Regions from separate parts of the Mus musculus genome. Here region 2 is linked to region 1. The links are chromatin loops, found by intact Hi-C in ENCODE. Cell type or tissue: heart. All regions are shown on one strand. Each heading gives the region's core, and the rest is flanking DNA. Links, peaks and the distances in the headings are about the cores only.

Region 1 (15,522 bases), core at 3,351-11,350:
CTAGAGTTGCCGACAGTTTTAAGCTGCCATGTGGCTGCTGGGACCCACACAGAGCCTTTGTAAGAACAACAAGTTCTCTTAACCATTGAGCCCTCTACAGCCCCAGAATTGCTTTTTTGTTTTTGTTTTTGTTTTTGTCTTTTTTTAAGAAACTTTTTTTTTTAAAGATTTATTTATTTTACTTGAGAGGCAGAGGCAGGTGAATTTCTGAGTTCAAGGCCAGCCTGGTCTACAGAGTGAGTTCCGGGACAGCCAGGGGTATTCAGAGAAACCCTGTCTCAAAAAAACTTAAAAAAAAAAAAAGATTTATTTATTTTATGTATGTGAGTACACACCTGAAGAGTGTGTCTGATTATAGATGGTTGTGAGCCACCATGTGGTTGCTGAGAATTGAACTCAGGACCTCTGGAAGAGTAGTCAGTGCTCTTAACCACTGAGCCATCTCTCCAGCCCCAGAACTGTTTTTTGTTTTTGTTTTTTTTTTTAAAAAAACAGTTCTTTATTCGGCAAACCCACATCTGAGAGGACAGTGGATTGACATCCTACAAGTCTGTCTTCCTCTAGTCTCCAGGTAGCATATTATCCAGGGAGAGGTGGGTGGGACAAAGACAGTCAATCACTCAGGAGCTCAGGCTTGCTCATCCAGTCCAGTTCTCAAGGACTTTTGTTCCATTGATGTCTTTTCTAATCATCCCTTGCTCCCTCTCTCCTTCTGTGGCTGTTTGCTTGGTCAAGTCATTTTGTGCTAGTAGCAACTTTGTATTCTTGCAGGGGCATATGGGCTGGGGGCTCAACTCAGAACAGTGTGTACACAGTGATCAATAACATATATGTTGCAGGATATTCAATCACACTGTAAACCCCAAGATTGTGTTATTTACTGAGAAAACCTGTTTCCAGTTGTGGTGTGGCTCAGCCTTGGCACACACTTCCGGCTGGAATACAGACACACACTTAGTTCATATCTTTAATCCCAAGCAATGAAGGTAAAGTTAGTTTGTTGAAGGAAGCAGCCATGTTTGAAAGTGATTGAGCGACAGACAAAGTGATGAATCAGAGAAAGATTTGAATAGTATATGCCCCACTCTCAGGAGAAGAGAAAGGAAAGGAACGAGAGAGAGAACATTTTACTGGGAGAGTTTTACATAGACATGTTGTGGAGAGAGAACAGCTAAACACAGGTGAAGAAGACAGAGGACAGGAGGGAGCCAGGTAATTAGAACAGATTGCCAGAGTTAGAGGCCAAGCAGAACAAATAACCAGAGGCCGAGTGAGAAGCCAGACTGAATCAGTCAGCATGGAGAGGAGTTTTGAGCCAGAACAGTTGAGTTGACCAGCCATCAAGAATTCAGAAAGAGGGGGCTGGCGAGATGGCTCAGGAGGTAATACTGCTGTTTTGAAGGTCCTGAGTTCAATTCCCAGCAACCACATGGTGGCTCACAACCACCCGTAATGAGATCTGACGCCCTCTTCTAGTGTGTCTGGAGTCAGCTACAGTGTACTTAATTATAATAATAAATAAATCTTTGGGCCTAAGCAAGTGGAGTTGACCGGAGCAAGCAGGGCCAAGTGGGCTGACTGGAGTGAGCAGGGTTGACCCGAGGGAGCAGAGGTCCTAAAAAATTCAGTTCCCAACAACTACATGAAGGCTCACAACCATCTCTACAGCTACAGTGTACTCACATACATATAATAAACACATAAATCTTAAAAAAAATCAGAAGGAGCTAAAAAGGGTGAGCTTATGCAGCAGCAAGTCTCAGAAGCTGAAAACATTCTAGGCCTAGATAAGATTGTACGGAGGCTAGAAGCTTTCAGGACTTGGTTTAGGTTAGCTGACTGAGGCAATAAGCCTCAGAGATAACAAATAAAACGGGAGAACAAAAGATACTTTTACACATATACATTCTTATTCCTTTTGCCAACATGGAGTACCAGTGTGTCTTCAATACAGAATATGAAAGTTCCCCAATCATAAAGTCCTGCGGCAGATTCACTCTCTAGCACTACACAACCAGCCAACCCCCATGATCTGTGATAAGGCTTGCCCCCTCAGACTGTGGGTTGATAGGGTAGGATCCAATCTGATAGTCCACGCTCAAGTGCTTGGCAGTTGTGTGACCCTCAGGTGTTCTGTTTGTTGGAACCGTTAGGGTCCCTGTTGAGATTTTCATGAACTTGAAGATTTTCACAAGTAGCCTTGGTGTTGCCCAGTCTGTTGTTTGCCTTTTGAGTTGAAGACACACATTTACAAGCCACACTTTGCATATGTAGCCCAATCAATCTGGGCTCTGATTTTTGTCTGTGGTTTCATTAATTACTTCCAACTTGGGCTGGCATCCTTCCTACGGAGTGCTGACAGATTCTGTTGCTTCTAGACTGCTCTCTCTCCATGGCTTGGTTTTTTATTATTTAGCCATCGAATCCATCTGGAATTTCTTTCGATACATACTCCGAGGTAAGAGTTTAAGCTGATCTTTTCCATTGCTGATCTGCATTCTCCGTGCTTCTGCTAAGCAACCATCCTTTTCTACGTTGTAATGTCTTAGTTTATAATAATGCTTTCATCTTGTAGGCTCCTTTCCAGAGCTTTCTACTGATGCAAGGAATAAAGATCTGCCTATTTTGGCATAAATCTCTTGTACTGGCTAGTTTTCTGTCCACTTGACACAAGCTAGAGTCATCAGAGAAGAGGGCACCTCAATTTAGAACAAGCTTCCAGAAGATCTGACTGCAGACCAGCCTGTAGGGCATTTTCTTCATTAGTAATTGATGGGGGAGGGCCTGATGTATTGTGGATAGAGCCATCCCTGGGCCGGTGGTGCTGGGTTCTATAAGAAAGGGGGCTGAGCAAACCCTCAGGGACAAGCCAGTAAACAGCATCCCTCCAGCCTCCAGGCTCCTGCCCTGCTTGGGTTCCTGTCCTGGATTCTTTTGATGATGAACAGTGATGTGGAAGTGTAAGGCGAATAAACCCCTTCCTCCCCAGGTTGTTTTGGTCATGGTGTTTCGTCACAGCAATAGTGACCCTAACTGATACATGTTTCATAATCCTTTCTCCTCTCCAGTATATGTTCATGTGGGTGTGTGCAGATGTGTATAGATACACCTGCACACACTTGCACATCTGTGTGATGGCCAGAGGCCCAGATCAAATCTCTCTCTCCATCATGCTTTCCTTGGTGAGGCAGGGTCTCTAACTGCATCTGCATCTCATTGACTTAGCTAAGCTGGGCTGGCTGCTCAAGGAGCTCAGGGATCCACCTGTGCCGCCCTCCTTCCTTGCCTCTTGCCCATTCAAATCATCTCAAGCAAATGCCTTCTTGTGACCAGGGGTGGGCAAAACGTGTTTTTGCTTTCTGCTGTTGTTTTAAAACCAGCCTGGACTTTCTGTTCCTTCCTCTGCAATCGTGTTCACAGAGGGAGTGCTGGGGTGATTTATACTCTGATAACTTCCCGAACAACAAGTCGGGTGAAAGAACAAAGTGACCACTGATTTGAATCTTGCTTCTGTGAGAGAAGCTATTATCTTCCCTAGGCAGCTTTGGGGAGAGAATGTACAATTTCTTGGGTCTCCCGGTCTTGACTCTCTTTAATCCAAGCCTCCAAGTTGATGCCAGAATGATCTATGGTCTTTCTAAATGGAGTCACGACTTCCTTGCTTCAAAGTGTGAGTACTCCTCTTTGCCTATTCAGGATGATTGGTCCTTCAGTTGCAGCGGATTTCATCTGTTTACACGAGGAAGAACAGTCACTGATATTGAAAGATTTCTTATAAGATTCAAGATTTGGGTGTTGCACAGAAGATGGGCAACAGGGCCTTCTAGAGCTCCCAGCTTTGCCCTTTGGTAAAGGGTAGACACTTAATGTTTGCTCCCCTTGGTCCAGGAGCAAGTTCTATGCAGGTCTATGTATGTAGAAAAATTGACCACAGAGAGGCCCCACCTTATCTGCCTCTCTTCTCTGACCTTGTCCTCATAGACAGTCTCACAGCCGCTATGCTACTAAATAATAGTTTGCTTGTTAAAAGAAGATCTGCCAGTACTCTTATTAAACAAGGAAGACTTTATTTAAGAAGGGCTGCTCCGAGCCAGGGATGGTACTTCATGCCAACAGAGGCAGGAGGATCTCTTTGGGTTCAAGGTCAGCCTGGTCTACAAAGTGGGTTCCAGGATAGCCAGGGGTATTATTATACAAAGAAACCCTTTCTGGGGGGACAAGCAGGGGAGGGGCACAACTCTGTTAGGATTTTGTAAAAGTGGAGAGATATGGTTTAACTCCAAATACAAAGACAAGTTAAGTATTTATAGGCAGGGATCTGTGTGTGTGTGTGTGTGTGTGTGTGTGTGTGTGTGAGAGAGAGAGAGAGAGAGAGAGAGAGAGAGAGAGAGAGAGAGAGAGATTGTGCTTGTGGACGAATGAAAAATTGCTAAAAGGAAGTTCTGGGGGCACAGGACAATTCCGGCTAAACCTACTGGACAAGATTCTTGCTGAAGGCAGGCCAGTGCGAGAGAATGAGGGTGGAGATTCTATCTAAACTGAACCTGCAGGATTCCCCCTAAGTCTAGATTGCAGAACAAAGATTCAAGCTCCAGGTTGAGGCATGCTGAGGCTTAGTGGAGCCTAAAAGCATTAGGACCAGCAGAGTCTCAGGCAGTCAGCATTTATTTGCTCAGTTTATTCTTATTTATTTATTTCAGTGTATGTCTGCTTTGCCTGCCCATATGTATGTATGTATACCCGAGAGCAGATGCTTGGTGCCCTTGTAGGCCAGTAGAAGCTCAAAGCTAGAGTTGAGAAGGGTTGTAAGTCGCCTTATAGGTGGCCGGAACTCAAACTGGGTCCCATGCAACATCAGTTAGTGCTTTCAACTGCTGAGCCATCTCTCTCCAACCCTTACTCGATTTTATTTAACCTTTATCAAAGAGACCCATTTTACAGACACTTCTGTAGCTTTGATTCACTGCAAAATACACATCTGACCTGGCCACCATTTGTGGAAATGCTTCAGTAAGAGATTTTTAGTTATGTTAGTGGGAATTGAACGAAGAGCCCCACTCATGTTTGAGTACCTGTTATACACACAGGGCTACATCTACAGGGAGTTATATTTTAGATTTTCATGTTATATTAATCTGTAACCTCTGGGAAGGGCAACAAGCAGTGGAAAAGAAAAAAAGGCTGGTTTCTCAGCTTAAGATCATTTCCAAAACAACTAGGATTCGGTTGACTACTTAGCTAGGTATATGCATTCTGTTCAGGGAAGCCAAGGATAGCAGCAATGTCATGGTCTGCCGTCTCTAGAATCAAAGGGAAATGGACTCATGAGACTTACTGGACTCCTGTAACACACACAGAAGGCCTTGGAATGAGATACTTTGTTGCTGTTTACTCTAAGCCCAGACTTGTACAAGATAGGTGGTTTAGACACTTGGGCATCTGTTTCTCTTGTCTCAAGCTGTTGCTGCCGGGAGTCAGGCTTTATCACTCAGGCCATCCCTGGAGCTGGTTCTGCCTTTTGCTCCTTCAAGACAGGGCTGCCTCAGAAGCTTAGCCAAACTTGGAAAGACAAATGGAGACTGGTATGTTCATTTTTATAATTTACTGAATGTCTATTGAGTGTGTTCTCTTGTCCCAGGTCTCTGCAGAAGCAAATATATATATATATATATAAACGTGACATGGTCTCTGGCCTTTGGAATTTTATGGTCCAAAAGTAGACATGTTGCCCATGTTCTGCTAAGTGTAGGGTGACCTTGTATCAGGAGACAGTCTTGGCTTATGTCTGTTGTTCTGGTGTCATTACTAACAATGCACCTTTTCACTTAGTTTTAGAACTAAGTGAGACAGAATGGTCTGTATGAATATTCATGTATAAAGGGGGTAGAAAGTGTAGATAGACCAGTTGGTTTCCCCGCAGTAGTCACTGAGTTGAGTGACGAGAGAAGTTTGACCAGCCAAGGCCAGAGGTCTTTCGGGGAAACTTGGAGTTCAGATGGGAGAAGAGGTGTATTTCAGGAACGCAGAAAACCCTGCAGGCAAAGAGAGAGTGAGTTCTGGAATTAAGAGCCATGGTCGACTTACGTTAAGTATTGTTTGCCAAGTCTGCCCTTTGACAATGCCCCGAGGCTGTCATTAGACTGTCTAGACACCCCTGTCCCTTTTCTCCTCTTCCTCTTGCTTCGGGGCTAGGAATGGAGTTCAGGGCCGGGAGCCCTGCTGGAGATGCTGCCCCTTCTGGGGTACATCCCCAGTGTGGACTTGTGTTTGTACCATCTCTTAGGTGTTCTTGGGCATATCAAGGTTATATCTGGGTCTCTGCTGCTGATGGTTTGGGAAGCAGGATTAACCAGGCAGAGAAAGCCCTGAGGGACAAACTGTAATTCCGAGAAGTTCTGGAGTGCAGGAGCTATGCAAGGCACACGAGGATCGGGAGGAGGGAAAAAGAGGGTAGCAGTCTCGAGGAGGAGGAATGATCAAGCCCAGGTAAGGACTTACATGGGTACTATTTTCAAGCTACAGGGGTTTCTAATCTGAAGATTTGCTTGATCATAAACCCAAGACAACGACAGTTGGATAGTCTTGGCATAGTTCTTGTAGACCTAAAACAAAATGACTTCCGCTCACATTTTTAAAAAAAAAGTCTTTCAACACTTTTGACAGTCGTGTTTATCTCAGGCAAGAAGCAGTAATGGGCTCTAAAGTATACTCCTGCCTTTTTTTTTTTTTTATTATGGTAGGATACCTGCCAAGCCTTATCTTACATGTTTGCTTGTCTTTGTTATGAAGTGTATAAGACATTTGTGATTCATCTGCAGTACACGACGTGGTGCCAGCTTCTTTCAGGGTAAGCTCATGAGCATCCTGAAAATCTTCGCCTGACTTTGTTCTGAATTTTGGAGGCACACTCTCTGTGGGAATTGTAGCCACCTCACAGATTCTCTGAGACTGAGAAATGTCAGTATTATGGAAAACACACTGATGAGCTAATGGTCTCAAACTTGGCTTTGGAGGAAATGAATTCACTGGGAGAGAGGACCTGGGGCAGTCTCTTAGTGGAATCCTTCAAAGATAAAGGGGGGAAAATTCTTCTCTTCACCTTCAGAGGTAAAAGCCTTATTCTGAAGACTGTCACCAGATCTTGATGGCTCTGTACTGAAGAAGCAAAGGACATCAGAAACCAAGGACCCAGGAATTATCTGAAAAAAGCCTAAAGTTATGAAAAGAAAGAACAACAGGAAACGGCTCAGGCCGTCTTATCAGGGGGCAATTTTGCATCTATCCCAGGTCAGGGCACTCCGGAGCCCTCATGAGTGTGGCTTGGTGAGGGCAAGACAACTTCAATTCTTCTGTAACCTGGGAGCCTTCCAAATCCTGGGCGTAACAAGGATGGCGCTGACCAGTGTCAAGGATCGGGTACAACACTCTACAGAGGTTCTGAGTTGTTTTGTTTTTAAATAAGGGGCTTAACTTCTGTACAGCGCAGCTTCAGCCACGCCATTAAGTCCTAGCGGCAGGAAACACAGATAAAAGGGGAAGAGGAACAGCGCCGCGGCGCGCACACGCTCGGAAATGGACGGCGGCGGCGCGCGGCGCGCGGCAGGCGCGGATCCCGCGGGGAGGGCGAGCGCGGTCGAGCAGCCCCTGCCCAAGGCCGGGCGCGACCAGCGCGGCGGGGGGAGCGCGCTTCCAAGCGGCCGCCCCCGCGCGCCGCGCCAGTAGTTCGGTCCGAGGGGGCGGCTCCAGGGGCGCGGCTCCGCGGCGGCCGAGGCTGCTCCAGGCGGGAGCGGACCCCAGAGCCCAGCGACGCGGAGCAGGGCTGGCGGGGGAAGAAGCGGGCGGGCGAGCGGGCACGCGCGGGGGCGAGCTTCGGCGCGGCGGCCCGGAGGAGCGGGGGCGAGCGGCGCTGCGGGGCCGTGGGAGGAAGCGCTGCGCCCGGCCCGACGGCGCTCGTTGAGCCACATCCGCGGGTCGCCGGCGACGTTGCCGGCGCCTGTCAAGGCCCCTCCATTTTGAAGGAAGAGGCCGCCGTTCCCCCACCGCAGGGGCGGCAGCCGCGCTCATGGCGTTCAGTCCCTGGCAGATCCTGTCGCCCGTGCAGTGGGCCAAGTGGACGTGGTCCGCGGTGCGCGGTTCGGGCGCCGGAGAGGACGAAGCCGGAGGTCCCGAGGGCGACCCCGAGGAGGAAGAGGACTCGCAAGCCGAGACCAAATCCCTGAGTTTCAGGCAAGTACACCGCATCCCAGCCGAGATGCAGGCGGGCGCCATCCTCCCACCGCGGTCAATGCTGTGTGCGCGCAACCGTGTTCCCGGCTCTGCTGCCCGCAGCCGGGTCCCCGCTGTGTACCCGAAAGTTCGGGATGTTCTGTCTGCCCGTGTGCTTTTCGTCCTCTGTCTTCGCTGTAAGCTTTCTGAACCCAGCCCCGAATCCGCAGTCTGCGCATCCCGGTTTGCCTGGGTCGCTTTCTCGAAGCGTCGACACCCCGGCTCCGACGCAGCGGCACCGGGTAGTGGCAGTTGATAAGGCCAGGTGCGATTTGTAGCGTTTTCCCCTTGTGGGCAAGAAGTCGCTCCACCGCCCTTCTTGGCCCCGCAGTGTCCTAAAATGCAGCCTTGGTAAAAGAGGATCGCGTGATGACAGGTCCCTGGCAGCTGGTGAGAAATGGTGGTCTCTGCTGAGCTGTCACACGTGTGATTGTGGAAGGCAGGTGACGGCATTTTCAGCTTCCAGTGACTTCCAGACAGGTAGAGGCCTACGGAGAAGAACAGTATAGCTAGAATTGGCTTAGTTTGGGGGGTGGGGCGATATTAATTTTTACGCCCCTGGAAAGGGTTGATTGGGAAGTCTTTTTGTGTGTGTGTCTGTGCGTGTGAAAGGCAGCGATGACAAAAAAAAAAAAAAAAAAAAAAAAAAAAAAAAAAAAAAGGTCCTGGTGAGAAGCTTCAGAGGACGAAAGAGATTTCGGGGAGCTAGGATGCTGGGCATCGCTGAAAATGCTGCAGCCGTTCTCAGGCTGGGTTGAGGATTGGTTGGTTGTAAAGTTAGAGGCGCTGTACTTGCACTTTGGTGGCTGAGTACGTTTTAAAGGCAGTTGGAAATACCGTTGACTGTGGTAATGCCTCGTTTTTCCCCCTCGGCAGCTCGGATTCTGAAGGTAATTTTGAGACTCCTGAAGCTGAAACTCCAATCAGATCGCCTCTCAAGGAGTCTTGTGATTCATCACCGGGATTGGCAGAACCCGAGGCCAAACCCCAAGGTAACAAAACTTGAGTTTTCTACCTTTTTGGTTTTAACTTAAAAAAGAAAAAGAAAAAGAAAAATTTAAAAAGGATGTGTGCGTGCCCTGAGGACCACTTCAGACAGGATGAACTGGCTCCTTGCTGATTTGGATTTGTTTTTGTAACATAAACGTTTTGATCATCTGATGATCCAAAGCTTGCTTTATTCTCTGACTAGAGACTGTATGAGGTCATTTTTTTTCCCCCAGCCACTCCTGTTAGACTTCCTTCTAAACCCCGAATAAGTAAAAAAACGTAGCAATGGCTGGTCTGGTTATGTTTTAGATTTGGCCTCAAAGATTTCAGAGACTAGTTGTTTTCTACAAGGGTGTGGCTAGACACCAAATTATAGGTAAGAGTTGATTTTTGAGTTAGCAGTGTTAGGCAGTTTCAAAATTGCTTGCTTTTCTCTCCCACAATGGACCAGCGGGGAACCCTTCAGTCTAACCAAGAAAATCCGGTTCACATACTGTCCTTTCTACCCCCACCCCACCCCCATCCGAACCTAGTACCCGCCCTTTAATTCTCAATGCCTCTGGCCCACTAAATTAATGGAAATCTTTTTTTGTCACACTTAAAAAAAAAAAAAAAAAAAAAAAAAAAAAGACAGGCTCTCAGATAGCCCAGGCTGGCCTTGAACTGATCCTGCCTCCTCAAAGAATAACAGGCCTGAACCACCATGCTCAGTTTATTGTCACCTAGCTTTGAATAACATTTCACTTGTCCTGGTAGGAAGGAATTTGTTCCTTTGGTAAATGAATAGAGGCAGTGAAGCTCCTTTCTCACCGGGAACATTTTGGAGGGAAGTTGTCTTAGTCAGGGTTTCCCCTTGCTGGGAAGAGACACCATGACCAAGGCAACTCTTATTTCTTTTTTTTCTTTAAAGATTTATTTATTATAATATCTAAGTACACTGTAACTGTCTTCAGATGCACCAGAAGAGATCTCATTACGGATGGTTGTGAGCTACCATGTGGTTGCTGGGATTTGAACTCGGGACCTTCGGAAGAGCAGTCAGTGCTCTTAACCACTGAGCCATCTCTCCAGCCCCAAGGCAACTCTTATAAAGGACAACATTTAACCCGGGCTGGCTTACTGGTTCAGAAGTTCAGTCCATTATTGTCAAGGTGGGAACATGGCAGCATCTAGGCAGGCATGGTGCAGGAGGAGCTGAGAGTTCTGCATCTTCATCTGAAGGCTGCTAGAATAAAACTGGCTCCCACATAGCTAGTAGGAGGGTCTCAAAGTCCTCCCCCACAGTGACACACTTCCTCCAACAAGGCCACACCTCCTCCAACAAGGCCACACCCACTCCAACAAGGCCACACCTCCTAATCGTGCCATTTCCTGGGCCAGACACATACAAACTACCACAGGAGTGAACCTTTTAAGGGTTAAAAGGAAAATGTCTGTTGGGTTCTGTTAAGTACTGTGGTGAACCATGGGGTGGGGGTGGGGCAGTGGCCTGTGGGCCTGGCTAGTAAATGCTGGAAGTTAGTTAAGGGGGGCGGAGCTTACTTGAAGAGATTCCTAAAAGGGTTGAGAAGTGAGGGAAACAAACCTTGTGTGTATTAATGGGAAGAGAATTCCTTTCAGCAAAGGGAACAGTGTTTGCAAAGAAGCATCCTATGTGTGGTGAGGCCCTGGGCTGTGGAGTCTCACCTGTTCTGGAGGGGCAGGGGTTGGGAGGTGGGAGTGTGAGGGGAGGGGGGGGGGGTCGGCGGCAGAGGCCAGTGTGCCCAAATGGAATGACCAGGCTGCTGCTGGAGGTAATAGGAGCCGAAGTCAGCAAGGGGAGAGGAAGGGCCACATGCTACCCAATGATGATCTGATTTTCCGAGAGAGCGAGAGAGCAGCTGTAGGATGTCTGAACACAACACCATAACCGAGGGGCTCAGAACAGGGAGTCCATTCTCACTCCTAGTTCTGGGGAAGTCTGAAGTGTGGGCAAAGACGCGTCCCTTCTGGCGACTCAGGAAAGACGCACTTCTTGTCTATTCTAACTTGAGCTGGTCATTGTCCTTGGTGTTTGGCTTGCAGCAGCCTAACGTCCCCCTTCCCTCCCCCCCCGGGGGGGGGGCCTTAGTACAAGGTTGGTTTTCCCTGAAGGTCCGTCTTCATACGGCCGTGCTATGAGGATACCGGTCATTCAGGTTAATGCTCACAATCTAGTATGACCTCATTTTAACTGCATTACAACCTCCAAAGACACTGTTCCGAGTTAGTGCCCCATTTCTGGTAAACTATGATTTTTGACATAGCTTCTTGGGGGAGGACACAATTCAACTCATTCTGACAAGGATTTGACTTACTTTATTATTATCATTATAATTATTATTATTAAAGACAGGGCTTTTACTCTCTAGCCATGGCTATCCTGGAACTTGCAATGTAGACCAAGCTTTGAACTTATATGATCCATTTGCCCCTCTAGCTTAGTTCTTTGCAGGTTGCCTGGGTAAGTTGAGTCACAGAGGGGCTAGATTTACTGGGAATTCATCAGTTTGTTTTTTGTTTTTGCACTTTGTTTTTTACTAGAAATTGAGATCTCCGTGCCATGTGTATGGAGAATGGAGCAATACCTTCCCTGCGCTGGGCTGCCTCTGCTACTTTGTTAAGGGCCAGCAGAGGGATGTGTGGCAAAGCTGTGCAGTAGTTCTTCCTTTAGTGAAGATGCTGCTGGGCCCCATAGCTTGCCTTTCTTCTCTCCAGATTGGCAGATTGGGAGGGAGGTCTGGAATCCTGAAAGAACTATTCTGTGGGCCTTCTCACCAAATTCCAATACAGCCCATAAGACGTATGTTAAGTAGCTGTTTGAAAGCCCCTTTGAATCGCCCTCAGCTTTCTTTCCTCAATGTCTGTCAGATGGCTAGGCTAATTCATCTGCCAGATTCCTCAATAAATGAACAGAGGCCCAGATTAGCCTAGGCCTCCCCCCGCACCCCTCCCCCCAGCCCCAACCCCAGACACAGCCACAGACACCCAATTGTTTGGTCCTTCTTGTTTCTGTGGCTCTTTCTCACAGTCTCTCATTCAGTGTAAATGTTTTCCTTTTAGAGAGTCTTGGATCAGGAAAGTTCTCCAGGGTGGGTCATGCTGTAGAGTGTAACCGTGGGGAGGAGACTGGTGGTGTATAGTCTGGGGAACAGGCCTGCATATTATAAAATCTCACAGTGCAAGGTCTTTAGACAGGGGGATAACTCCTAAGTCTGGTTAGTGTCTGGTCTTTTAAGGACCTTGTGGAGTTAGTCCAAGGTGTGGATTGCCTTGTCAACAGACACAAAGTAGTCTCGAGACTACAACTAAAGTTCAGGTCTAGCTGAAGGTGGCTCCACTGAGCAAAAATTCCGAAGTCAGTTCCTGGTGAGGTTTTAATTTCTCAAAATGGATGTTTCACGTTTCCCTGAAATAGTTCATTTTGTTTTTGACTTTCTGTGATTCCATGGCATGGTTAGGCAGCACATACAAATGGGGCAGGGCCGTCTTCATGGGACTTGTAACGGTCTTGGCTTCCTCATGCCTGGCCACCCTCACCCGCACGCATGGGCTAGTGCCACACTCCTGTTCTGTCCCCTGCTTCCTGATTGTTTAAACTTAGAGGAAACTACTTAAGCAAAACTAGCCTAGTTTTGCTTTTTATCGGAACTGTTTTAAGAACTCAGAAATTTTGTAATAGGTCCCTTTAAGATAGTTAGTTATACACCAGGAATTAAATAGAAGGTTGTGATTTTTTTTTTAGAAGCCACAGAAAGAAGTTGGCTTCTGAATATATAATAAATTCAAACTAAGCTGGAGATATTTCTGGAGAATACCAAGCCAGTGGCTGTAGAGTTTGAGTCAGTGTCTCTGTGAATGCGGTCTGTTCTTCCCAACAAAGGGTGCTTAAGCTGGCTTCACCTAGTTTTGAGACAGGGTCTCACTGTGTTAGTCTGAACTAGATATGTAGCCATGCTTGGCCTCAAACTCACAGAGATCCTTCTGCCTCTGCCTGGGTGTGCCACCACACCCAGCCATTTAAAGTGCTTTTTAAAAAAAAATCACTATTGGCCAGCCTGGTCTACAGAGTGAGTTCCAGGACAGCCAAGGCTACAGGGAAAAACCCTGTCTCAACCCCCCCCCCCAAAAGTCACTGTTATCATTACTGTGGGGAAGAGGGACACATGCCATTGTGTGTATGTGTCTGTGTGTGTGTCTATGTGCATAGCAAACTTCCATGGAGTTAGCTTCCATCCAATGTATTGTGGCCTCTAGGGATGAAACTTTGGGTCCCTGACTTGTGGCAAGTACCTTTGCATGGTGAGCCATCTCACTGCTGCTTGGTTTTGGTTGGTCTTTGCTGGGATGTGTGTTGGGGAAGGAACTCCCTCGGGAAAGAGCTTAGAAGAGGCCTCCTTATCTCTATCCCCCTTTACCCCTGTGTTCACGGGGTTAGTGGTGGCAGGTTTGTTAAGCTGTTTCAGCCTATAAAGACTTCAGAGATGGCCTAGCGTGGTGGCACACCCCTGTGCACCAGGACTGGGGAGGCAGAGGCAGGCGGACCTTTGTGAGTTCTAGGCCAGCCTGGTCTATAAAGAGTTTCAGGCCAGCCCAAACTATATAGTGAGGCCCTGTCAAAACAACAGCAACAACAACAACAAGAGAAACAAATAGAAAACCCACAGAGGCTTACTGTGTGGGCCCTGTCCCTTTGTGGTCCTACCCATATTTACAGTTAGTTACCTTTCTTTGAAAAGGAGAATGTTGATAAATGTAGAAGTCTCCACATGATCCGTGAATAACTAGTTAAAGCTGCTATTCATCTTCTATGTTACAATACCTAGGTATTTCAGAGACTTAACCATTGCAGTCTGGAATAGCAATGGAGTTTACCTACTAATACTTATTGCTGGTGTTCTTGTGAGAAATGCAGAATTACTCATTGACATGACTTTGGTATTTAGATTCAGAAATACCAAACCAGAGTGATGGATGGCTCAGGCCTTTAATCCTGGCACTTGGAAGACAGAGGCAGGCAGATCTCCGAGTTCCAAGGCCAGCTGGTCTACAAATCCAGGTCCAGGCAGTGAAAAACAGAAGGAAATTTCACCCCAAAGTGTAGTGATCGAAAAAAATTGTAGTCTTAAAAAAAATGATGTGAAATTCACACCTTAGGGCCCATAAATAATGGTGTTGGGGAATATAGCCATGCTAGCGTGTTGAGGTCTCCCATGTGGCTGCTTTTGTATCTTGGCAGCAGGTTAAGTACTTGGGACTGGAGAGGCTTGTTAACTCTCTGTGCACTTACACCACTTTCAGAGAGTAACTAGGGACTTCCAGCTAACAAAGGAGCGCTGTATACCAGGCTCCTCCCGTACGGGGCCCTTGTGGTCAGGAAAGGCTTCCTTAAGGGAGAAAGGTTGGCTCTGACTGCTTGTCTCCTTTGCAGACAGTGCACTTGAATTTTAAATGACTTCCACTAAAAGATTCAGAGAGTTACGAGAGAGAGAGAGAGAGAGAGAGAGAGAGAGAGAGAGAGAGAGAGAGAGAGAGAGAGAGAAATAAGAAAGTACCAAGAAATGGACCCATCTAATCAAGGACAAACACAGCCATTTAAAAACAGATCTTAGTTTAGTTTTTGAGCCTACGTGGGTTTGAGCATGAACGGGGTGCCAGAGCCTGGGGCTGCCGTTATCTGTGGTTGTGAGCCAAACAAGGGCTCTCTGCACGAACTGTCCAATTCTTAACTACCGAGCCATTTCTGCCATCACCAACATAGACTTCTAACTCGTCGTTATTCAATATTTGTGCTGGGATGTTGGAACTGAGCCTGAGCATATCAACAGGTGTGTTTATTGGAAATATATATATATTATAGTATGTTTATATGTCTAAGACTTAGAACGCGGATCTTGCTGAAATCTTGAGCCCCAGACTTTATCTAAAGTGTTGATCTGGTTGATAAGCAAATACACAAATATTTTTCATTCACCCATACTGAAGTGGTCCATTCAAATCTACAGATATATTTTCCTCAGGATTTGCTACAATGTTTCTTTGCTCACAACAGGGGATTGCTTTATTTGAATTTCCTAGAAACAACGAGACTAATAAGGATACTAAATGTTACCTAGTTTAGCAGTTTAACATGGGTGGCCCCTTGTACTGCGCCCCAGGTTAATGCTTTTATTTTTTTGGTATGATTGGCTCTTTTACAGCTTAATTTAGTTTTTAGTTTTTTTTTTTTTTTATGTGATTTCAGCTTGA
Region 2 (15,522 bases), core at 4,980-12,979, 180 kb after region 1:
TTAGAACGGTTTGAGAACCACTGATCTAGAATATATATTCTATGCGAGGACAATGTGTTGAAGACTGACTAGAACTATAGTCACAGCTGTAAACATCTGGACTTGGAAGCTTGAGCGGCTTTTGCTTTACTGGGACTGTAACATCTGGGACACACAGCAGTTCCAGGAACTATGGGATGGGCTGTCCAGTCAGACTCATCTGAGCACAGCTTCCTGGGGAAAACATTGGGCTTGGCAGTATTGCTGGTGAGTCTAGTCATGTTGGAGGCTAACCCCAGCCAGAATTGAAGAGAAATTAAATGTTAAAGTGTCCATTCCAAATAAAACCCAATGCCTGAGAGTACTCGGCTTCCTTTGGACAGGAATATTATTGCAAACACAGGATCACTGTCCTCCAGCTGGCTTCACAGTATATCCTCCAACAGTCCTTGCAGCTAGAAGGGTCAAGGCAGGTGCTTCCTTCTCAGTTTATATGTCCAATGGTCAGCAAAATAGTAGGGCAGTGTGGGTATGGGAAGGAATCAGACAGACAGACAGACAGACAGATACCAAATGGGGATGACTAGAACTCTTCTTGTTTTTTTGTAGTGTAGCCCTGGCTGTCCTGGAGCTCACTCTGTAGACCAGGCTGCCCTAGAACTCAAAGAGACTCACCTGCCTCTTCCTCCCGAGTGCTGGGATTAAAGGCGTGCATCACCATTCCTCGCGTCATCATCTTTTCTTTCTCTTTCTCAGCTCGGGGTTGAGAGACCATGATGTAATTGTCAGCATAAACGGGCAACCTGTCACCACCACAACTGATGTCATTGAAGCTGTTAAGGACAATGACTTTCTCTCCATCATTGTGCTTCGAGGAAGTCAAACCTTGTTTCTGACAGTCACACCTGAAATAATCAATTAAGTATCTTACTTTGAGAAACTGCCTAGCAAAACCAGTTATATTACCTGGTTTTGTATCGAAGAGGTGCCAGAGATGGCAGGGTCTTCTGGAGATCAAGAAAAATGGATGCTTTAAATGCAGAAGTTCATGTTTGTGTGCATACATCAACACACACACACACACACACACACACACTCATGGATCCTGAGGTTGAGAGTGCTCTTCTGCCGCAAAAACCTTCCTAACTCAAATGGAAACAGCTATGGTGATCTGATAAAACTTGATGACAGTAAGAACTGGAAAGCAGGCAATTCCTAACTAAATCTTGATAGGAAACTTTAGTTACCTCCTATACAGCCACAAACTGGTATGTCACGCACATGTACACATAATTACCTACCAAATATTAAGAACCTGAATCTGGAGTAAAGAGGTAATCACATTTTAAATAATACCCCTTTGTATACTGAATTTCCCAGGTTATATCCACTCTGGGCCAGGGTTTGTGGATAGAAAGGTCATCACCTATAAGACATCTTGGAGCTGATGACATCATACTACCACACAGGAGTGTGATCATTTTGGAGGTAGAAACAATTTCGGACCTTTAGAGTTTCTGAGAATGTCTTCTATTTCTATTAAAATAATTTTTCGAACCGTTTACAGACTTTTTACTCAGGTTCTTTCTTTTAATGAAGCTTATAAACACTTGGAGAGTTTACATAGTAAGCAGTGGTAGGGCTTGCTAATGGCGTAAGTAGTTTATTTTGGGTAAGATTTTAATTGTAGTATACTGTCTTCCAGACTTGAGAGGGTGCTGGGGATCAAACTAGGGACCAGTGCACATTAGGCAAGGCTCACCATTGAGTCTTCCAGATTTTCTTTTTTTTTTTAATATGGTGTCACTGGGTCTCCTTAAAGCCTACATGAAGCATAAGGTGTGTATTTTCAAGGAGGTGTAGTTTCTTCACGATTAATCTAAAAAGATTGCCTAAGTGTATAGAAATTATGAATTGAGACTCCCAATTGTTGTTGTAAGCAGAGTTGATGTTATTATGGCTTTTAGAAGTGTTTACAGTTGTCATCTCTAGTAACGTGAGAACAGTGCTAACCTGGGGTGCTGAGGCAGAGACCTTTAAGAAGGGTTCTACAACATGTTGTTTCCAGGTCTTACTGTACCGGATCTGTCGGTCTTTCTGTCAGTTACTTTGGGGATGAACGTGGAGTAGCTCTACCCTGTCTCTAGAACCTGTGGCTAACCGAAGAACAGGCCTCTCGATCTGACCTGCCCTTTATGTTATACTTACTAGTTCTTTTTACTTAGATTTCAAAGCCGCTTGGCTGTCTCCATCACTACAAAACCTTCTCCTGTCAGGCCTGTGTGGAGAGAATGCGTTTTCTCCTCACTCCCCTAAAACATCCCGATCTAACCCTAGTAATATCTTTTAAGTAGGCATACATTTTTCTAAGTTTTCTTTCCGAGGGCATAAGGGTCCTCATTTTAATTGTGCAGGAAGTATTATAGTTACTTGTGTACAACCTCCCCCCCCCCCTTTTTGAAGACATGGTCTAACTATGTAGACCAGGTGGCTTTTAACTCATAAGACATCTACTTGCCTCTGCCTCCTGAGTGCTGGGATTAATGGAGAATATGACATCTTATGAAGTCTTTTTTGAATCAGCCTCTAAAATGTGGGGTCCATAAGTTGGAAAATACTAAGGACTAGGACAAGTCTGTTAACCCATACATATTGACCATTGTTGGCTTTTAAAACATAATTGGAGAGAGGAAATTGCCATCTCTAGAATGACAACAGTCCGGTTGGGCTCAGTAGGATAGCTGTATTAGACTCACACTCTTATGACCAAATACCTCACAGATGGCTTAAGGAGGCAGGCTTTATTTTGGCCACAGGTTTAGAAGGCTAAGTCTGTGGTTGGCCGGCTCCATGGCTTGGGCAGAACACCATGGTATAAGTGTGTGGGGGATCAGACTTTTCATCTCAAAGTGGACAGGAAGAGCCTGGGCAAGTCGTAGCCCCACGGTGACCCCATTCCCCAGTAATCTACTCCTTCCAACTAGGCCTCACTTCCTACTCTTTATCACCTTCCAATAACAGCACCATAATCCACTGATCAGATCAGTCCTCAGGATCCACTCACGTTCTAAAAGCCCGTCAGCTGGCAATCAAGCCCCCAATACCGGAGACTGTGGGGTGGGGGTGGAGCATCTCATATTCACACCATAACTCTTTCATTTCCAGTGCTTACCCTTCAGCAAAACCACTTTTTGAGCCTCATTCTCTACTGAAATACTCACACAGCAGGCTAGGTTTTAAAACTTTATTCTGCAATTTAAATTCTCAGTCAGAATTTCGGTGTGTATTAGAATCCACAGTCATTTCTACATCGCCTGAAGACTTCTCATTGGTGCAGCTTCTGACCTGTGCATGGAAATGTAGGGTCACGAAAGGCTGTGAGTGGATAAACACTCACTTGGTTTATCCTGGTGGGTCCCCCTGCCTCCAACGGCTGAAGAGCCAGCCACACAGAAACGTCACTGACGATGATCTCTGGAGAGAAGTCACCAGCTTTGCTCTTTGAGATTGTGTATGTGAGGAAGGGTACGACGGGACTCCACAATACTGCTTGTCACTCTAGTTTGCAAGCTTAAGATTTGGGGTGAAAAACTTGGTCGGTCCTTCCTCCAAGAGAAGATGGTGATGCTCAGAGGAGAGTTCAGAGCTTGTAGTAATTATCTTGGCAGGCAAGCACTGGCTTTCCTTGCTGGCGCAGGACAGCAGCAGGGCTTAGTAGACAGTGCACCAGTTGCTGCCATCACTAGGCATCAGCCCCCCAGTGATGAGCAGAATAAGATCAACGAACCACCAGATCCCCAGTCCTCCAAGTGTTAGCAGCTTCCCAACTGCTGTTCCAGTGTGGCCCAGGCAGAAGCGGTCGACTCCGAAGCATCCCAGGAAGAAGGAGTAGAGAAGCGTGGTTATGAAGTAGTGTCCAGTGTACCTGGAGAAGGGAGGGAGACAGAAACTCAACGGAACATAATAGAAGTGCAGTGGCTGACTGCAGTGTAAAGGCCTCATGCCAGGGTCAGGCTTGCTCCTGATGCATTCAGTCAGATGTGGCTACTAGGGAGTGTGTATGGGGGTGGGGGTGGGGACACAAAAGAGCCTCAGGTAAAGAGGCCAGACAAATATGGCATTCATGGCTCCTAGAGAGGAGGCATGGCTATTGCCCTGCTGGGAGGCCTGAGAAGAACATGATGGTCAGAAGATAGGAGTACAGGATAGGTCCAAGTCATAACTTTGCTGGGGTTTTTGCAGAAAAGCCAGGCAGGACAGATCAGCAATTTAGGATTGGCTACTGGAATAATTTCAGCAGCTTTAAGTGTGGGCCTCAATGGCTTGACACTTGACCCTGGAATGATTAAGGCAAAGGAGTAGTTTCCTGGGGCTGACTACCACCAGATGGCTCAGGACATTAATTTGCATATTAAGAACATTCTCTTGACTAGGTCCTTTGATCACACTAGAATTTTCTAGTCTTGGGATGTGCAGCTCTCTCCCCAGCCAGAAACATAAAACAATCAGAGTTAACGATGTTATAATAGACTCTTGTAAGCACCTCCCTATCTCTAGTTGGTCTAGACCTTCCTGTTGTAGAAAATATTTAATCTCAGTCAGGGGCTTCTACCCCACCTTTGATCATTCAGTTCCTGGATAAAAGACACACAGCTTTTATTATTTATAATAAGCTTTAAAAAGCATTAGAGCTAGGCAGATATCTACCCTCTATGCTGTTATGCCTAGTTCCCTGACAATAACCTGACAATATGATTTGTCATGTTCTGTCTGGGCTGCTCAGAGCTCCAGCTGGCCAGCCCTCACGGCCAGGGTTTCAAGGTTCTTACCCCATGGTGTCTTCTCCTCTCTCCGTCTTTTCTCTCCTCATGGTTCTCTAACCCCAAGTCTGGGAACCCCAGACCCTGCCTGTGTCTCTCTTGCCCAGCTATTGACTGTTGGCATCTTTATTTAAACAACAATTTAAAATTAAAGAGCAAGGTCACATTGTGGATTCTCTGAGAGCAACCAAGCCTTGGGGGCCAGTATTTAGCATTACAATACATAGCAAAAGACCAAACCTAAACACTTCCTAATTCTTTCACACATTAATACAGTTCCTCATGTTGTGGTGACCCCCCCCCCCCACCATAAAATTACTTTCATTGCTACTTTATATCTGTAATTCTGTTACTGTTATGAATTGTAATGTAAATATCTGATATACAGGATATTTGATATGTGACCGACTCCCCCATCTCCCACAGTGATCATGATCCACAGGCTGAGAACCACTGGCTTCGAGTCTCAAAAACTTGCTAAGATATGAAGGGACTCAAGAATAAAAAGGGGCCTAGAGAGATGGCTCGAAGGTTAAGAGCACTTTTGGTGCTCTCCTACAGAGGTGCTAGGATTGATTACCAGCAATGACACCAGGTGACTCCCAACTACCTGGACAGAGGTTATACAGACCCTAAGAGAACACAAATGCCAGCCCAGGCTACTATACCCAGCTCAATTACCATAGATGGAGAAACCAAAGTATTCCATGACAAAACCAAATTCACACAATATCTTTCCACGAATCCAGCCCTTCAAAGGATAATAAAGGGAAAACTCCAACACAAGGAGGGTTTTGAAGCTACATCATTTGGCCCAGTGCCTGCAAGCTGAGAATGAGGGACAGACCGAAAGACTCTGAACCCACAACTTTTCCTCCTGGTTGTTGCAATCACAGTGCCTCAGTCTGTGGGCTGCACGTAGGAGGAAGCATATGCAGTCTTCAATACGTCAAATAAAAAGTCATACCACCAACTGGTACCTCTAGCCAAGCGCCCCTTTCAAAGTAACCCTTAGTTTGAGTGTAGTTCATTATCAGAACCTTTGCTTACTATGTGGATTGGGTTTAAATCCCAGCATACACCACACACACAGTTCAAGAACAAAGGAACGCTTACTTTATACAAGGCTTATTTTCTCGTAGGAAGGTCCTGGGGCTGGCACACTCAATTCCCTCCAGGGCTCTGCACTGGACTGCAGTGTGTTGCACATCACTGTACGCCTGACCCCCAAACTGTGGAGAAAGTAACAGAAACATACATTCATGTTCACCAATGGAAGCTGCTTCAGTTCTGTATTAATTCTAGCAAGAGTGGGTAAAGTTGTCAAAAGCATGCAATTCAGAGATGCTTCAAGTGACTTAGTAGTCCATCCTAAGTGAATGTTGCTTTAAGTAAACCTTTCTTTTCGACAGGCTTCTTCAGTATATAGTAAAACAGAAACAAGCTGCAGAGACGTATACAATGGCTTGAGTATCCTGGATTAACAGGCATATAATGTAGCAGTTTTGGAATGGAAATTGACATGTCAGCGAGTATTAGAACCTCTGTTGCATATTTACAGTAAAAGAATAAGATCAGAAAATAATTCAGACTATCATCAGGTTGAGGACTTAAGCCACACATGGTGATAGGTTTGCGTAGTCTACCCCAGTATAAGGTTAGCTCCAGTAAAAATGTTTAGAATCAGAGTTCTACCCTTTACTTAATTCATTTCCAACAGAGAAAGCAGAGCCACTCAGTCTCCCTCGTACCTTATCATTGCTTTCCCACTGTTTCCCTTGTCTCAGCAGCGTGAGACTGGAGAACAGGAGTGTTCATTTCTCACAGCCTCTGAGTGTTACCAGTCCTTGAGGACCCTGGCTGAGGCAGAGTTTGAATCTTGTGTCGATACATTCAGCTTTTAATTAAAATAGTCACAACTAAGTTACCGTTATGGAATGCCAGTCAGACTTTTACCAATTACCTAGAGGGCAAAATTTCAGTGTATTTAAAATATCTCTTTACTTTAAGAGCTGTCCTCTTGGTTGTGGTGTTACAAAGCCTATTCGTTTGTGTCTGAGGTGGCAAAAATGTTTTCTCACAACTCAACCCTGCATTATAATATAGTGTCGAGTCTACAGTGCTAAGGTGGTAACATAAATTCCTTAAGTATGAGCTGGGCCCAGTGATGCAGACCTGTATCTTAGTGCTAGGCACAGTGATGCAGACCTGTATCTTAGTGCTAGGCACAGTGATACAGACCTGTATCTTAGTGCTAGGCACAGTGATGCAGACCTGTATCTTAGTGCTAGGCACAGTGATGCAGACCTGTATCTTAGTGCTAGGCACAGTGATGCAGACCTGTATCTTAGTGCTAGGCACAGTGATGCAGACCTGTATCTTAGTGCTAGGCACAGTGATGCAGACCTGTATCTTAGTGCTAGGCACAGTGATGCAGACCTGTATCTTAGCGCTAGGCACAGTGATGCAGACCTGTATCTTAGCGCTAGGCACAGTGATGCAGACCTGTATCTTAGCGCTAGGCACAGTGATGCAGACCTGTATCTTAGTGCTAGGCACAGTGATGCAGACCTGTATCTTAGTGCTAGGCACAGTGATGCAGACCTGTATCTTAGTGCTAGGCACAGTGATGCAGACCTGTATCTTAGTGCTAGGCCCAGTGATGCAGACCTGTATCTTAGTGCTAGGCACAGTGATGCAGACCTGTATCTTAGTGCTAGGCACAGTGATGCAGACCTGTATCTTAGTGCTAGGCACAGTGATGCAGACCTGTATCTTAGTGCTAGGCACAGTGATGCAGACCTGTATCTTAGCGCTAGAAGGCTCAAGCAAGAGGAACCTGGTTTTAAGGCTAGCTTGGGCTGTAGTGAGACCTTTTCACAGACAGACAGACAAACAACCAACCTACCAGCACAACAAAACTCAAACCAAACCAAACCAAACCAAACCAAACCAAACTTCATTGGGTTTTGAGAGACCAAGTTAGATGCACTCACTTTAAGGCTATACTACTGGCTTCTCTGGAATGTTTTATCCTCAAATAAAATCATAACTGACAGACTCTAGCTACTTCCAACGGATATGGTGCAGGCCGGCTGTCACCTGCATGAGGAACTTGCTCCAAGTGCGTGTGTAACCAAGAAAGGCCAGTTCAGCACCAGCTTTACAAAGTGCATGGCTTTGCTGTTGTTGCTGCTGCTCTGTTAAGAAAAGCCTTGCTTTGAAAGTACAGTCGATGTCTTGGCTTTAATTTGTTAGTTTCAACAGTCAAAGGAAGCAATACAGGTTGGTCTTTGCACTTGGGTGGCTTGGGCACAGGCATGGTTGGTTCCTGAGGAAAGCAAATGTGCTCTTCAGCCGTTAAAACCTTTGTCATGTTTCCAGCGACAGTTATACGGATGAAGTTGTAAAAAAAAAAAAAAAAAATCAAGTCTGTCTGTATGCCCTTCTGTAATTCTTTAACAGCACCCGGCCATGCTTCCCACGAAGGTGCCTGTACAAAGAACAAAATCCTCACCTTGAGACAACCATAACCAAGCTCCTGGGAGGCAGTTGCATTTCCAACGTGATCCACTGGGGCATCACAGTCTACGAACTCGTCGGGTCTGCAAATCAGTAAGATTTTTCATCAGTGCCTTTTGCCGATTGCTTCTGTGTCCGCACGCAATGCTATTTTCGTTCCTCTTTTAATATCTGTTCCTCCTTCTGTACTGGGAACTGGATACGCTAGAGGTGCTATCTACCTTTGAGCTACATTTCCAGCCCTTGAATTTTCTTTCTTTCTTTTTTTTTTAAATTTGAGACAAGTTACCCAGGCTGGCTGGTTGGCCTTGAACTCATCCTGTAACCAAGGCAGCAGAAAGGGTGCAGGAAGTGGAAGGGTTCTGTAGCCTACATTACTCCTTCCCAGTATCTACCACTAACACACAGTTTAATTGCTTTCTGTGGCAGGGCAATTGAGAGGCACCAGTCCCGGAATCACCTCCCCGAGGTGGAAGCAGCCTTCCGCTCCCACAACCAACAGCTATCCCTGGCCCGATCCCCCTCTAGGTCCGCCCGCCACGTCCCGGCAGCTTACAGGTAAGAGCAAAGGATGACTGGCGAGTTGGGGTCGCTGTATTCCCAGCTTGAGGCCGCGGGACCCTCGAGGTGAGCGGCGCCCGAGGGTGTGAGATCCAGTTCGGCCGTAGCATTAAACGAGTGGCTCCGAGAAACACAGTGCAGCAGCAGCAGGTTCCCCAATAGCAGGGCCGCCTGGCCGCACAGCAATAGGTAACTCACAGGGCAGCCGCCCAGCACCATCTTCCCGGGGGCCGGTCCTAGAGACCTGGCCTAAAAACAAAGCCAGGCCGCCACGGCCCACCGGAGCCCGGCGCTGTCAGGCCTCTCTCTACGTCGGGTACGCAACCCTCCGTTCCACAGCCAACCCGTGCGCAGCTCGACGCTCCGCCTGCCACTACGGCCAATCAGAAACGGCCAGGGGAAAGGTGTGGCCTGGCTTCGCTCCGCCCTCCAGTAGACCCTTCACTGCTGCACGGAGCGGAGGGAGGGTGGAGCTTCCCTTAGCCCCGCCCTCCAGCCCCTCCTACCTTCTCTAGTCTCCGCTGAGCGGGCGGAGGGGCGGAACAGCCGGGCGCGAACTGGAGCGGCGGCGGCGGCGGCCGCCGGTGGGTTGGCCAGACTGTATTTTCCCTACGTCAGCCTCTGGCCGCGGGATCGGGAAAGGGGCGGGGTTTTTGGGGGGGGGGGGGTTGCTGCGTCAGTGCCGCGCGCGTGCTCGCCGAGGGCGAGCGCCCCGCCAGCCCGGGGGCCCCCGCGGGGTTGCAAGGATGACCGAAGGGGCGGAGGCGGCGGCCGCGCGTTGAGCGGAACCTGCCGAAGCCCTCGCTATGGGGCCGCGCGCGCTCTCGCCCCTTGCCTCTCTGCGACTAAGGTGGCTGCTGGCGTGTGGCTTGCTGGGCCCAGTCCTCGAGGCCGGGCGACCAGGTGGGTGCCGGACGGGAACCGTGCTGTGGGGAGTGAGTGCTGGGTGGTGAGGGCTGCGAGGCGGACCCTGGGCTCCGGCTCCCCTGTCAGCGCTGACCCGGAGCCCGGTGGCCGGCGGCCGGCTGCACTGTGGCGGTGCGCTCGCTACTCCCGGGCTGCAGCGAGTGCTTTGCGGGTGGAGTGGCTGTCACCAGCTCTGGGCTGGGAGATGGAACTTTTGCTTCAGTCTATCAGGATTTGGGGTTTGACGTTCGCCGTCTTGGACGACTCAGCAGTAGGTCCACAGGGATCCCGATGGAGAAGAGGGCGGGTTTTCCTTGGGCCGTTTTTTTTTTTTTTTTTTTTTTTTTTTTTGTTAGTAAGGATACTTAAAATAATAAAATCAACGAAACGCTACGTTTCTAGAGCCTGTAGTTCAATCTATCTAAATCTGGACAAAGAATCTCTGCTCTGTTTAACCCAGGGGATTATCGGAAAGAATTAAATTACTGTTCGCCAGCACATCTGAATTGTGAAACTTCCCGTAAATATGTAAGATATTTATATTGTGGATGATGAAACTGAATGGGAACACACTAGGTTCTTTTTTTCCTGGAAATAAGTTATTTATTTCATCCTTTGTATTAAATTAGTGTTTGCATGGCTTAGTTATCTCTTTGAGCTCCGGGAACACTATGGACAATAGAAGGCTTTACAAAATTGTTGCCTTCAAAGGTGATGAGTGTAGATTTGAGTTCAGGACCGCTGACCTTCACGAAACTAATTACAGCTTCTTGTCTTTGGCTTTCTCCTTTTTAATTAAGTTAGCGTCCTCCTGGAGTTTATAAATACTGACAAATTTTCAATGGGATGCTTCCAGGACGTGTCTGATGAAACGTGCTGTTCTAGTTAACAATATCGCTATGAAAGGAACTGAAATTTTAATAATCTCTAACTTCTTGTGTTTGCCAGCAAAAACCAGATTATATTTTTAGTACATGTATATGTTTGTTGTTACACATGGGCATAAAAATGAATGGAATATCCTTGTGTTCTTCAGTTGCTGCTGCAATGGGCCAGCTGCTCACATAGGCATGAGTATTCGCTTTGGAAATCTATCCAGCCTTCATCAGGAAGGAAACCCATTCCTGATGCTTTTGGAGGATCTAAAGGGTGACCATGTGGACTAAGATATAGGAGAGATGCTGAAGGGTTTTTTTTTTTTTGTTTGTTTGTTTTTGTTTTTTGTTTTTTGGTGTTGTGTGTGTGTGTGTGTGTGTGTGTGGTTTTTTTTTTTCCTTTTTTGAAAGTGTGATTTTTGAACTGAGCTAAAAGGGTGAGAGAATTTCAACTTAAAAAGAGTGGAGGGATCCATTATAAACATAAGGAGCTTTATTTTTACCCCCTCCAAGAGTAAGTGGTTATAAAAGAAAACAACTTGTTGGAAAAGGGTGAGAGTGTTAATGTGTGGTTAGGTAGCTTGTGGAAAGAGATCCTGGGAGGGAAAGCCAGGTGGACTGGCACCACGGATGAGACCTGTGCTAAGCTAGGGAGTCACAGTCACCCTGTAGGTTGGTTTGGGGCATGAAGATTTCTAAGGAGTGTGACCATCAGAGTGTTGGTTAATAGGTTAATACACTATGGGGGTTGGACTCTAGGAGAGTGGAGAGAGCGAGGCGGAGCCAGGTTTTGAGGTGTTGGCGGTGGGGCTGTGAGTCAACTCAAATTTCCTGAAGTGAATGATCTTCCAAAATCAGCTGAGTTTTTGGAATACAGGATGTTTAAAGCATGAACTGGGACATCCTCCCATTAGCCATGTTGGGAGCTAAGCTGGTGTGAGGAGGATTTTAAACTGTTGTTTATAGTATTGTGTCCAGAATAAGTACAGAATAATTTCTGAGTAGTGGATTCAAATGATTAAAAACAGCAACAACAACAACAAACCTCCGGGATCAACAAATATAAGGAAATCAGATATTTGAAACCTCTTGATTTGTTTTTTTCTTGCATAAGATAGCAAATACAATATGTAGACGAAAAATGATTTAGAAACACTGGTGTTCTAAAGAAGATGAATTTGAAAACTCACTCATGGTGAATAATTGGAAAATGAAGTAGATATAATCGTAGGAACTTAGGTCTCATCTTCATATGGCTGCAGATTTTTAAAATTAATTTTAAAATCAGTATATAAGATCATGGGTTTTCTTAGGACAGTGTCATGTGTGTTTATCATGGTACTTTTTCACTTAGCTCATTCTCTTCTCGTGTTCTCTTTCTTTTTTTTTTTTTTTCTTTTGGTTTTTCGAGACAGGGTTTCTCTGTGTAGCCCTGGCTGTCCTGGAACTCACTTTGTAGACCAGGCTGGCCTCGAACTCAGAAATCCACCTGCCTCTGCTTCCCGAGTGCTGGGATTAAAGGCGTGAGCCACCATGCCCAGCTCGTGTTCTCCCTCCCATCATCCTGTCTCTACTCTTATGTCACATATATGTGAGAGAAAATACATTTCAGTTGACATGGTAGCTGCCAGTGCTACTACCGGGTTTCCTGCTGAGGGTACATTTTGTTCTTGGTGACTGAATGGAATTCCCCTGTGCGTATGTACTCCTTTTGCTCTATTCCTTTCTTTGTTGCTGAACATCTAAGCTAATTTTGTATTTTGGAAAGAACAGATTAAAACACATTTATCCATGTTATAAAAGAAAATGTTGTCTTAAAGATATTTTGGTTTCCAAACTTCTAAGTAGTAAGTGAAAACATACCTGGTTGATAGGTACAAAATTTCTGGTCTTTGAAAACTAGTTTTATATTTTGCTTTTCCCAAATTTGGTTTCAAATCTGTTCTTTTGCTTGTTTTGCTTTTTCAAGAGAGCGTCTCACTGTGTAGCTCTAGCTGCCCTGAAACTCACTATGTAGACCAGGCTGGCCTGCCTCTGCCTCGAGAGTGCTGGGATTAAAGGTGTGCCCCACCATGTCTGGCGTATATTTATTTATATGTTATTAAATATTATGGTTTGCTGTAGAAGGTTTCAGATGATTTCCTAAGGGGTAACATGAAGTGAGAGACATAAAGATGGGACGTAGTTAACCTCATGATACCTCCTCTTCCTTGTTAACCTGGCACTGTGTATACCCTAGCGCCTTGGAGTGACTCTAGCCCTTGCTGGCACTGCAACAACTGTCCTTACTGTCATCTTTGAAGGGTCTGAAGTGGACCCAGCTAAGGCTGGATCGCCCTGCCTGGTTTATGTGCTCAGAGATCATTTTCATGTTGTGATGGGAGATGGGATCTGTTTTAGTCGATCAATTTCCTCAAGGTGATTATATATGGGATGCTGTGGCATTTTTAATTTTTGAGAATTTCAGACAGTGTATTTTGACTATCTCCACCCTCATGTGATCCCCAAACTCTGCCCAGATTCACCTGCCTCTCTGCTCTCCCAACTTCCTGTCTCGCCATCCATCTTTTAAGAGTAAGAAAGGAGGACAGGAGTGGATGAGCACAAGCTGTAATGACATTTATGAGGATGCCAAGATGAAACTTGTTACTTTGTATGGCAACCCCCAAGATAGATATTATTAAAAACAGAATAAGTAAGGGAGCTAGCCTGAGGAATTCATGTGACTTGTTCAGTCACCACACTCTTCTCTGCCTCCCCCTCCCTCTCTTCACCCTCCCTCCCCCTTTCCTTCCTTTTCCTTGTAGATACAAGGTTTCTTTTTCTACCCCTGGCTGGCTTCCAACTCACAGGAGCTTTGCCTGCCTCTGCCCTCTGAGAGCTAGTGGTCAGTGCTTAGCTGTGCTGTTACGTTTGGATTTGTTGCTTTTATCGGAACTTACTTAGTAGGAAGTTAAAAAAAAAAAAAAACATAAAAGTTAAAAAAAATCACTACAAAACAAGTTATATTGTAGGACAAACTCGGTTTCTAAATAGGTTTTTCTTTTCCCTTTCATAAATTGTTCCTGTAATGAGATTTTTTTCATAGTGTAACTCACTTAAGCATGACTTTTCCCTTTCCTTTTGGTAGAACCCCAGGCAGGCAGAGCCCACTGCTTATAAACCTGCGTGGCACAGTCAGATGTGTCACAATTACACTTGACCTAAAACCTCCAATCCTACTTTGGAGAGGAGAGCTTGGTGTTACTGATAAAAATGTTTGAGGGGCCTGCAGATTTGTGGGAAAAAAATGTTAATTTGAAAAAGCAGGTTCACTGTAAGTCTCTCTCTTTCTGTGTGGCTATTGACTGAAGTGTGTCTGTCTGTCTGTCTGTCTGTCAGTGGCTATTGGCTGAGGATACATTTTCTCTGTCTCTCCCTGTGTGTCTGTCTGTGGCTATTGGCTGAAGATACATTTTCTCTGTCTCTCCCTGTGTGTCTGTCTGTGGCTATTGGCTGAAGATACATTTTCTCTCTGTCTCTGTCTCTGTCTCTGTCTCTGTCTCTGTCTCTCTCTCTCTCTCTCTCTCTCTCTCTCTGTGTCTGTGGCTATTGACTGAGGATACATTTTGCTCTCTCTGTCTCTCTCTCTCTGTATGTGTGGGGGGCACTGTGGCTATTGACTGAGGATACATTTTATCAAGTGCTTACATATTCATAGGAAGTAGCTCCCTCTTTCTCAGCACTTTAAATTCCTTTCTGGAGGAACTTAAATTCTTAAGGGCATTACATTTTCTAAATGGTTGGAATTTTTCCCAGTGGGGTACTGTGAGACACAAATAGCATTTGTTTTTTTATTTGGAGATAGGATCTCTGCTATATAACTCAGAATGAATGTTCTTTTTTTAAAAGATGGATAAGTAAAGATGCATAAGTCTTAAGACATGTAACAATATACAACACAGTAGCAGAAATTACATCAAACCCTGGGCTTGAAGGAGGTAGTAGCGGAAATACATTTATTTGGGATTGGTCCTGTGACTAGGTGAGGATACATAGTTGGCAATAGCAGTTAGGGTCTAATTACAGTCATTTCCCTTCAGTACTTGAGGCAAAGGATTATCTCACTCAGCCTGAATGTGGAAGGTTTATCTTCTATAGAGAAAGTACATGAAGGTGGCTATTTGTCTAGGTAATAAGCAGGAAGGAAAGAAGAAAGGCTCACCCTGACCTGGCACTCCCGTTTGTTTGTCTTGTAATTAGGCAGAATTCTTTAAAAGATATTTCTCTCTACCACAGTTGCTTAGACTTCCTTGGAAATGCATAAAAGGACCCAGAGAGTCTGGGGAGTGAAGAACTGCTAACACCCTTTCATTTCCTAGGTCTCAGAGTAAGTTTCTGGGTCACCTTTGGTTTTTCTTCAGTTCGTGTCCCCTCCTGTCGCTATATTAACCGTATACGTATTCTCTCAAATTCTAATATCAAAGTTTGTATGCACCACAGTTTATTAAGGTCTTTACTTTTATTGTGAATGTTTATTCCTGGTGTTTTAATTTTAACTAAAAAACCAAAACGTTTGAGACAGTCTTTTGACTTCATGGCCCTGGCTGTTCTGGAACTTGCTATATAGACCAGGCTGGCCTTGAACTTACAGATTTCATCTCCCTCTGCCTCCTGAGTTCTGGGATTAAAAGCTTAAACCACCATGACACCTAGCATTACCAGTAATTTTTTTCCAACATAATATCTTTATTAATTGTTTGGACTTTCACATATGCCCCCATGACACTCACTTCTAGGACCTCCCAGGTCCACCTCCCCACCCTTGTGACCCCCCACCCCCATCCACAAAAAAGCAAAAAAACCCTAAAAAACTCAAG

What was found. A loop is a pair of places that touch in the nucleus more often than their neighbours do. Peaks named below come from ENCODE experiments on the same cell type or tissue, not always from the same donor. Only the 100,000 strongest peaks of a DNase experiment are listed, where the experiment ranks them.
Region 2: a loop joins it to region 1, with 2.4 times the contacts of the local background. A loop is called at or near these places in 5 of 42 quality-filtered maps.

What each region holds. Positions count from the first base shown.
Region 1 is chr8:25,193,826-25,209,347 of GRCm38, reverse strand. It overlaps Tacc1 (transforming, acidic coiled-coil containing protein 1), which reads left to right and starts at 7,806. Exons shown (of 13, transcript NM_177089.5): 1 at 7,806-8,226; 2 at 9,142-9,257. The coding sequence starts at 8,063. In heart, for the core only: a CTCF peak has its summit at 7,520; DNase peaks (open chromatin) are centred at 7,667, 8,487 and 10,567; H3K4me3 peaks cover 2,841 bases; H3K27ac peaks cover 1,960 bases.
Region 2 is chr8:25,010,948-25,026,469 of GRCm38, reverse strand. Adam9 (a disintegrin and metallopeptidase domain 9 (meltrin gamma)) reads left to right here and starts at 9,548. Exons shown (of 22, transcript NM_001270996.1): 1 at 9,548-9,785. The coding sequence starts at 9,689. Tm2d2 (TM2 domain containing 2) reads right to left here and starts at 9,259. Exons shown (of 4, transcript NM_027194.3): 1 at 8,878-9,259; 2 at 8,317-8,404; 3 at 5,916-6,031; 4 at 3,210-3,904. The coding sequence starts at 9,101. The coding sequence ends at 3,691. It overlaps Htra4 (HtrA serine peptidase 4), which reads left to right. Exons shown (of 9, transcript NM_001081187.3): 9 at 736-1,542. The coding sequence ends at 901. In heart, for the core only: a CTCF peak has its summit at 8,368; DNase peaks (open chromatin) are centred at 8,379, 9,329 and 11,349; H3K4me3 peaks cover 3,438 bases; H3K27ac peaks cover 2,007 bases.